Regions from separate parts of the Homo sapiens genome. Here region 1 is linked to region 2. A link is an interaction called in ENCODE POLR2A ChIA-PET data of the cell type or tissue named here. Cell type or tissue: PC-9. All regions are shown on one strand. Each heading gives the region's core, and the rest is flanking DNA. Links, peaks and the distances in the headings are about the cores only.

Evidence for each region. Peaks named below come from ENCODE experiments on the same cell type or tissue, not always from the same donor. Only the 100,000 strongest peaks of a DNase experiment are listed, where the experiment ranks them.
Region 1: POLR2A ChIA-PET joins it to region 2 with 5 read pairs; 1 of 35 experiments calls an interaction of 5 or more read pairs at or near these places.

The regions. Positions count from the first base shown.
Region 1 is chr6:27,018,166-27,022,561 of GRCh38, forward strand. All of the region lies in intron 2 of LINC00240 (long intergenic non-protein coding RNA 240), which reads left to right. It overlaps LARRPM (LINC00240 antisense RNA regulating promoter methylation), which reads right to left and starts at 2,141. Exons shown (of 1, transcript NR_026776.1): 1 at 1,201-2,141. It overlaps TRI-TAT2-2 (tRNA-Ile (anticodon TAT) 2-2), which reads left to right and starts at 2,181; the gene lies at 2,181-2,274. RefSeq lists an enhancer at 1,886-2,145. In PC-9, for the core only: no CTCF peak of the experiment used is centred there; DNase peaks (open chromatin) are centred at 1,696 and 2,136; H3K4me3 peaks cover 2,567 bases; H3K27ac peaks cover 2,128 bases.
Region 2 is chr6:26,303,193-26,307,588 of GRCh38, forward strand. It overlaps TRS-GCT6-1 (tRNA-Ser (anticodon GCT) 6-1), which reads right to left and starts at 2,381; the gene lies at 2,298-2,381. RefSeq lists an enhancer at 1,804-2,123 and a silencer at 2,204-2,393. In PC-9, for the core only: no CTCF peak of the experiment used is centred there; DNase peaks (open chromatin) are centred at 1,839 and 2,299; H3K4me3 peaks cover 1,834 bases; H3K27ac peaks cover 2,583 bases.

The sequences.
Region 1 (4,396 bases), core at 215-4,214, 710 kb after region 2:
CTCAGACCTGTTAGAATAACCAATTTAAAAATATAAAAAATAACAAGTGTTGGCAATGTAGAGAAAAGGGAACCCTTTTACATTATGAGTGGGAATGCAAATTAGTACCGCCTTTATGGAAAACAGCAGTATGGCTGTTCCTCAGAAAATTACAAATAGAACTACCACATGATCCAGCAGTACCTTTTCTGGGTATATACTGTGAAAGTAAAATATCTTGCACCCCCAAAATCACTAGCTAAAAGGAAAATTCAAGCTGGAAACTGCTCAGTGCAAACTTGCCTCCCATTCTATTCAAAGTCATCCCTCTGCTCACTGAGATAGATGCATACTCTGATTGCCTCCTTTGGAAAGGTTTATCAGAAACTCAAAAGTAAGACCTGGCAGCCCCCTCCCTGCTTTGTCCCCGCCTTTCTGGATGGAACCAATGTACTTCTTACATATATTGACTGATGTCTCATGTGTCCCTAAAATGTATAAAACTAAGCTGTGCCCCGATTACCTTGGGCACAGGTAGTCAGAACTCCCTGAGGCTGTGTCACAGGGGTGTGTCCTCAACCTTCGCAAAATAAACTTTCTAAATTAACTGAAACGTGTCTCAAATTTTCGGTGTTCACATCCGCAAAGGAAATGAAATCAGGATCTCGAAGCAATAACTGCATGCCCATCTTCATTGAAACATTATTCACAATAACTAAGATATGGAATCGACCTAAGTGGCTGTCCACCAATGAATGGATAAAGCACATATAGTTTATACACACAATAGAATATTATTCATCCTTAATAAAGAAGATCCTGCTGTTTGCAACATGGATGAACCTCGATGTCATTATGCTAAGTGAAACAAGCCAGACACAGCAAGAAAAATACTGCATGATCTCTTATGTGGATTCTAAAAAAGTCAAATACATAGAAGCAGAGTAGAACAGTGGTTACCAGGGGTGGAGACGTATGGAAATGGTTAAGATGTTGGTCAAAGGATACAAAGTTGCAGTTCTATAGGATGAATAAGTCTAGAGATGTAATGCATAGCATAACTATAGTTAATACTGCATTGTGCATTGGAAACTTGCGGAGAGTACATTTCATGCGCTCTCACCACTTACACAAAATAGTAACTGTGAAGAGATGTATTATGTTAATTAGCTTGACTGTAGAAATCATTTCACTGTGTACATGTATCAAAACATCATGTTGTACACCTTAAATATATAGTTTTTATTTTTAAAACACTGTTTGGGATTAAAAGCCCAGCTAATTCTGCCTTAATATCTCATTCTTATCCACAATGTCCACCCATAAGAAAGACGCCCGATACTCCGTGTAAACACACACTCCCCATCTCCCATACAAATTTACCTTCTAGAGAGAGCCCTTTTCCCCAAACTCTCCTCTCAAAACACTCTGAAGCACAAGGTCTTTAGCCTAGTTAGACATTTTCTGAAAAACTTAGTTTAACTCAGCGTAGAGACACCATGAATTTCAGAGACCCAGTCCTGGGCCTGCTTCAGTTGCTTTAGCCTAGAGTTTCAACTCCCAGGTCCCGGGGAGGGATGCTCCAAGGAAGAAATAGAGGCCCTATTCCAGGGCTGTTTCTCGCAGACTAGCCACAGAAAATGCAGCCCAGCGCCACTTCCTTTCAGTAGCAACACGTTTCCAACACGTTTGTTAAGCGGGAACGGAAGTGAGCGGAAAGGAATGCGTTTGGTAAATCCCACTTTAAGGATTTCGTAATCCTCCCAGGGATTCCCACCACCCGCACTCCACTCGCAGACTGCGGGCCTTCCTCCGACGCTGGGAGAAGGACCCTGGGAGAGGCAAGGGAAGGGCTCCGGAACCAGCGCAGCAGCGGGACGCTAGCCCGCCCACACGGCGGCCACTTGAAGGTCCTCCAGGGAACACCTGAGGCAGTGGGAGCGTCTGCCCTTTCCTAAGTCTCCTTGGAAAGAAGTATTCGCTTTCGTTTCCGCAAACAAAGCATGCTCCGCGCTTTCAGGACCGGTGGCTCCCGTGGAGACCGCAGCGGAACCCAGTCCGCCTTCGCACGCGTCCGGGGGAGAAGCGGCCCCAGGACTAAGGGCGCGCGCCCGAGGAACCGGTGCTGTGACGACCAGAGCAAACACGCCGGATGTTCCTGTGTAGGCTGTGTAAGGAGTGACCGGAAGTAGAAACTGGGTGCTCCAGTGGCGCAATCGGTTAGCGCGCGGTACTTATATGGCAGTATGTGTGCGAGTGATGCCGAGGTTGTGAGTTCGAGCCTCACCTGGAGCATTGTTTTCCAACCCAAAATAGCATTACTTGAAGTGCCTTTCCCCCTGTAATCCGACTCCATCGTCTTTAACGTGTTTGGAATTGTGTACACAGTTTATTGTTATTGGTTTCCTTAGCCTTTTTAGAACCAAGCAACGCCAATTACCAACAAAATCCGTTGCGCCGCAGTGAGTTAGCTACCTTCTATCTCCACTTTGTTCTGCACGTCGATCTCAGGTAAAGAACATCATCTCTTTACATCCTTCTTTCCACTTTGTTCTTAGGATCATCGATCATCGTTCCTCGGGGAGCCCCTGGCACATACTTAGTGCTAAGAAACTCCCATCAGGTGATAAGCATTGAACTCCATTTAAGGAAACTCAAAAGTGGGAAATAGTAAAAGGTTCCTGTCTGATTAAAGCTCTGATTGGGAGGGGTGTGGGGGGACTGATTTCTGACAACAGTGTCCCCTCCAGTATTTTTCCCCCACTTAATTTTACCCTGATAAAAATCAACAGTCATGGAAGATCTAGCAGCTTCTATCAACTGAGAAACAGCACCTGGTGTCCTCAGGCATTCAATTACCTGGACTTGGAAAAGGATGAGTGATAATAGACCCAGAAACCTGAAATCTTTAGAACAGCATTACAAGAATAAGCATATTGTTGTGGCTGAGGTGGGTAGGAAGTAGATAGGGATTTTGACTTTAAAATAGGCTTCCTCTCCCTATGACACCTGCAGTTTGCCTGGACATAGCTTTTATCATATGCTTCCCAACTCTTCAGCAAGAGAGGGAATTGAACTGAGTAATTGGGAGTTGTTTTCCTAGCTATAAAGATTGCCACAAATCTGAAAGCACATGTGTCCCACTTGGGACACGGAGGTGAGTGGAATTAAGCTGAGCACAGATAACTCTCTCTTGAGATCTGTATTCCTAAATGGGTCTTGCATGTATCTGGACATTGTCCACTCACAGACTCTCTCCTGAGAAAGGTTAGCGAGGTCCCGTTCAGGAATGCACCAGATGATAATAAAGTGAACACCTTCTCACTTTGTAGCTCTTGCTAAGCCACTGGAGTACCTTAAAAGCTATCAAAGCATAATCTTCAAATATATATATAGTAACTAATCACCAAATATTTATTTAAGTCACTAATGAGAAAAGGAGGAGTATGGTAAACTGATTGCAATGGCAATAGAAAAGGCTGGTAAAGGTATAGTCAGTGGGGGAAAAATAATGCTGACATGAGATTGCAAGTTTAAGTAAAAAACTAGCTAATGTCCTATGAGGCAGTGAAAACTATGGCCTTTGGGATTATTTTTATCTAAAAGACAGAAACTAGTTGCATCTTTACTGGGTAAAAATCATTCAAAACTTAATATTCTACATAATGACATTTAACCTTGTAATCTATTTTCTAATCATTAGTAAATAGTGACCTCCAAAAGTTCCATTAACTTAGAGGATTACTTGCCCCTTCAGTGGGCTTGTTAGACAATGCTCTAGTATTATTTTGAAAGAGTACTAATATCTTTTTTTTTTGCCTTATATTAACTTTTGGATATTTTTTCTGAATAGATTTAGCACCTTAATTCAATTATTTTATCTCTGTTCCTGATCAGTTGAAGGTATTATTGAGTGTCTTCAGACAGTGTTTAAAAAATGGTGACCTTTGCCATAAAGAATTTTTGTGAACTGGCTTAAGCCAGTTTTGTGATACACAACTTTGGGTGCTTTTGGTAGATGTCTGTAGGCAGCTTACTTTATAGTACTTTATACTATACCTTACTTTATAGTATAAAGTAAGGGATAGTTAGCTACAACATACCAACGAGTTATAGTGATAGAAGATCTTCAACAAAATTTTGTACATATATAGTCATTTATTAGAAAGCAAGCAAAAAACAGTCATAAAACCTGTTCTCTAAGCTCAATGAAGTTCCCACGGTTTTGTCATTTGTTTTTGTTGTTGTCATTGTTGTTTTACTAACTTCAAAACTACCTTTCATGAAAGCTTTGCTTGAGGCAAATGCAACAATATTTCAGAGTGAGGATTCAGCCAAACATCTCTAAGAAGAAAACCTCTGGACACAGCAGGACACAGAAATACTGAAATCTCCAGCCTAGGGCACCATCCCTCAA
Region 2 (4,396 bases), core at 250-4,249:
GTTCTTTCTGGGGCCAAGGGTGAAAAGACAGCAGCTACCCAAGGGAAAATTTTTCTCATGAAGATGGCAGAGGTGCATATGGACACCCAACTATGCAGGCATATTCAAAGGCCCTAATTGACTCATGCCTGCTAACTACACATTGACCAAAGTCATTGTCATGCCCAAGGCCAAAGTCAAAGTGATATGGAAATATACCACATGTCTTTGGGAGGAATTGCAGAGTTGTTAGGCAAAGGGCTTAGATATGGAAAGAAATGAAGAATTTACCAAAACTTACAAATTAACCTATATCTTGAGGAAGAGAAAAACAGCCCCAGTAGCCAGAACATTAACAGCTAGGACTTGGAGTTGCTGGGAGCTGGCCTGGCTCTCACAGCAAAGCTCTGGTCAACTCCTATTGGATATAACCAATCTCAAAAAACACCAACAGGCAAGGACACTTTGTGGCCATTATGACTTGAGATAAAACAACACAATTCATAATCATGGTGAGTAAAAATAAAAAACAAGGACATCGTCAAATAACAAAAGTAACCAAACATCTCCTCCTTTCTGGCTAATATGTCTACTGCTTCTTTACCAGTTATAGTGAGAATCCTGCTTTATCCTCTTGGTTTGTTTGTTTGTTTGTTTTTGAGACAGAATCTCACTCTGTCACCCAGGCCAGAGTGCAGTGACACAATCGAGAGTCACTGCAACTTCCTTGATTCAAGCGATCTAGGCTCACCCACCTCCTAGGTTCAAGCAATTCTTGTGCCTCAGCCTCCTGAGTAGCTGGAATTACAGGCATGTGCCACCAAAACCCAGCTAATTTTTGTATTTTTAGTAGAGACGGAGTTTCACCATGCAGGCTCAAACCCTGACCTCATGTGTCTGCCCGCCTCTGCCTCCCAAAGTGCTGGGATTACAGGCATGAGCCACCACACCCAGCCTATTCTCTCACTTTCTAGATAAAAATTATTAGGATATACAATCACAAAATTACGGTCAGCTAATGGTTCACCATGGCATTTTGTCTCCCTCTTTGCAACAAACCAACAAATCCAATTTTGCTTGTCTACAGGTGTGTCTCTGGTGGTCTTTGTCAGGAATTTACCAACAGTCTTGAATTCTGAAACATTAAACATCACAGACATAGAGGCAGCTAACTTTTATGTAACACCTCCCCTTTGTCCACCACTAAACCAGATTAAGGGGAGATGTGTTAAACGTGGAAGACAACAGAGCCTCTGATAAACCACATGAATAAAAAAAAAAAAAGAAAGATTTTTTTTTAAGTTGAAAAGTTTTGCATGGCATAAGCATAACCAATTTTTCATGTTTTTTGTTTAGATATGGGATGTTTAGATATGGGCCAAATGGCAGTTTCAAATATTTATTTAGCAAGTTTAGCAGTCTTTTTTGTGTGTGATTTTTATATAACATAAATTTTAATGGTCCTGTGGGCTTCATTATTTAGGAATGACATAGCATATGTAACCAATTCCTTTTTTCTTTCTTTCTCTCTCTCTCTTTTGTTTTTGTTTTTGTTTTTGTTTTTGTTTTAATGCGGGGAGGTTGGGGTTGTGGGGGGGTGGCGGTCTTGATATATTGCTCAGGTTGGTCTCGAACTCCTGGACTCAAGTGATCCTCCAGTCTCAACCTTCCAAAGTGCAAGGATTGCAGGCGTGTGCCACTGCGCCAGGCCCAATTCCTTATGATTACACATTCATGATGAAAACTGCCGAAACAGCGAAACCAAAACTAAGAAGGAAGTGAGGACAGTGATGGTTCTTAACCCGGGAGACCCAAGGCACTTGCAAAACGACCACTAGACTCCACCCCTCTAAAGATTTCGATTTAACTGGTTCTAGGGGAGAGGAGGAGACACGAGCATTTTGAGAAATCTCCCCAGTTATGTATAATTAACAACCACCGGATCACAGCTAGATAAGGAGAAATGCTAGGCGCTACTCAGGGGGTTAAGCAAAAAATCAGAGGGTCGGAAATCAGTTTTCAACTACAAGAGTCTTGCGGATCTGGAGCAGCGGTGGATACACCTCTGCCTGCGCGGAGGGAGCGGAGCTAAAATACTGTAATTTTTCGGACCTTTATAAAATAGAATCAGTAATCATGTTACCAACAGAAGGTTGTTAGTGCCAGCACACGTTAGTGTGCTAATACATACTGAAGAATACCTCTCTTAAAGGGAGCTAAAAACACCTAATTCTCAGTGAGCAAACGGGGAGGTATAGCAGACGATACCTTACTGAGGGGAAACCTTTAAAAAAGCCCAGTTAGCAGGGAAAGCCGAGCGACGAGGATGGGATTCGAACCCACGCGTGCAGAGCACAATGGATTAGCAGTCCATCGCCTTAACCACTCGGCCAGGCCTCTCCTGATATGTGTAATGTTTCTCTTCTCAACAGTTTCATTTGGCAATTCCTATTCTTTTGTTAAATGTTTTCAGTGACGGAAATAATGGATAAATGGCCCTCTTACTCTCATAAAGGAAGAAAAACTAAAGAGGAGACTGGGAGGGAGGAATAGACCCTAATAAAGATGACAAAGTACACTTTCTAAGGGAAAAATAAGAGAAATTAAAAAGGAAAAACGAATTAGTGACTGCTCCTGTTTTTTAAATCAAATTGGATTTTGTCTTTTTTCTTAGGTCATGTATATGAACACCATCATTAAACCAGGTATGTCTGTTGTTGCATTCCTGGACACTCCCTGGTAGGATTCCCAGAGGGATGCCTGCCATATGATGGCACTAACGCATCTGAGAAATAACCATTGTCTCTCCTAGAAGCCCAAGTGGGTGACTGGTAAAGTGTTGAAGTGATGGGTTACAGTCAAATTGTGATTGGTTCTGAGTGTCAGACCCTAGAGTTTGGACTGTATCTTAAAGAATCGTGGGGCCATCTGAGGGATTTTTGTTTTGTTTTTGCTTATTTTGCACAAAGAAATGTGATGAAAATGATACTTAGTGTTGTCATTTTTATTATCTGTTTGTATTTCATTTAAATTCTAAATTAAAAAAATAAATTTATTTTTATAGAGACAGGGTCTCACTATGTCACTCTGTTGCACAGGCTAGCCTCAAACTCCTAGGCTCAAGCAATCCACCCACCTTGGTTTACCCAAAGTACTGGGATTACAGGCATGAGCCACCATGTCCAACCTTTCTTTGGTTGTTTCTGACTCATTTCATCACAATCAGAGAAGTCAGTCTGATGCTAATGTTCTGTGAAATTAGGCAAAACAGAAGAACCCCATGACTTAGCAGTGACTGCCTGGCCGATTCCTGACAATATGCAGGCCTAGTGAATACGGTCAGACCAGTTCCTGGATACCAGGGGCTGTTTTCTCACCTATACCCAATAAAATTACAAAAACAATAATATTGTGTATGTGTGTGTTTTGACATGATGTAGCATTAAAAAAATAAGGCCGGGCACAGTGGCTCACACCTGTAATCCCAGCACTTTGGGAGGCCAAGGCTGGAGGATCGCTTAGGCAACATGACGAAACCCCGACTCCACAAAATATACAAAAAATTAACCGAGTGTGGTGGCTGGTGCCTGTAGTCCCAGCTACTTGGAAGGCTGTGTTGAGAGGATCAGCTGAGCCTGGGAGGGCGAGGCTGCATCAAGCCATAATCACACTACTGCACTCCAGCCTGGGTAACAGAGTGACAGAGTAAGACCCTGTCTCAAAAGCAAAGCAAAGCAAAGCAAAGCAATTAAGAATATGATCAAGATTCAAACTGTATCCCCTAGGGAGTTACCAAGGAATTACCTAACAAATATCAGACATATTAGGTATCAAATCACCATCAAAACATAGCAGGCCAGGAAATGTACGAATTTTCATTTTTTTAAAGCTTCAGTTAGCAACAAATTCTAAAGTGTTCTGAAAAGAAAAACTATTGCTTGGTCTTGATTGTGTTTGGATTAGAAATTATAAAGCATGATAAACAAACCTGGACCTGAAGGGTTCATTAGTTCTTTGATTCATTCAATGTTTTGATGAATATTTATTGAGCATTGCGTATGTTCCAGGCATTGTTCTAAGAACAAATGTATATGCCACACACAAAATTCCCTGCCCTGGTGAAACCTAATTATGTAGAAATAAGCAATAAACAACTTATAAAGCAAAATATAGGCCAAGCACAGTGGCTCACACCTATAATCATAGCACTTTGGAAAGCCAAGGCAGGCAGATTCCTTGAACTCAGGAGTTTGAGACCAGCCTAGGCAACATGGTGAAACCTCATCTCTACAAAAAATACCAAAATTAGCTGGGCGTGGCGGTGCACATCTGTAGTCCCAGCTACTCAGGAGGCTGAGGAGGGAGGATCGCTTGAACCCAGGAGGTCGAAGTTCAGTGAGCCAAGATTGCACCACTG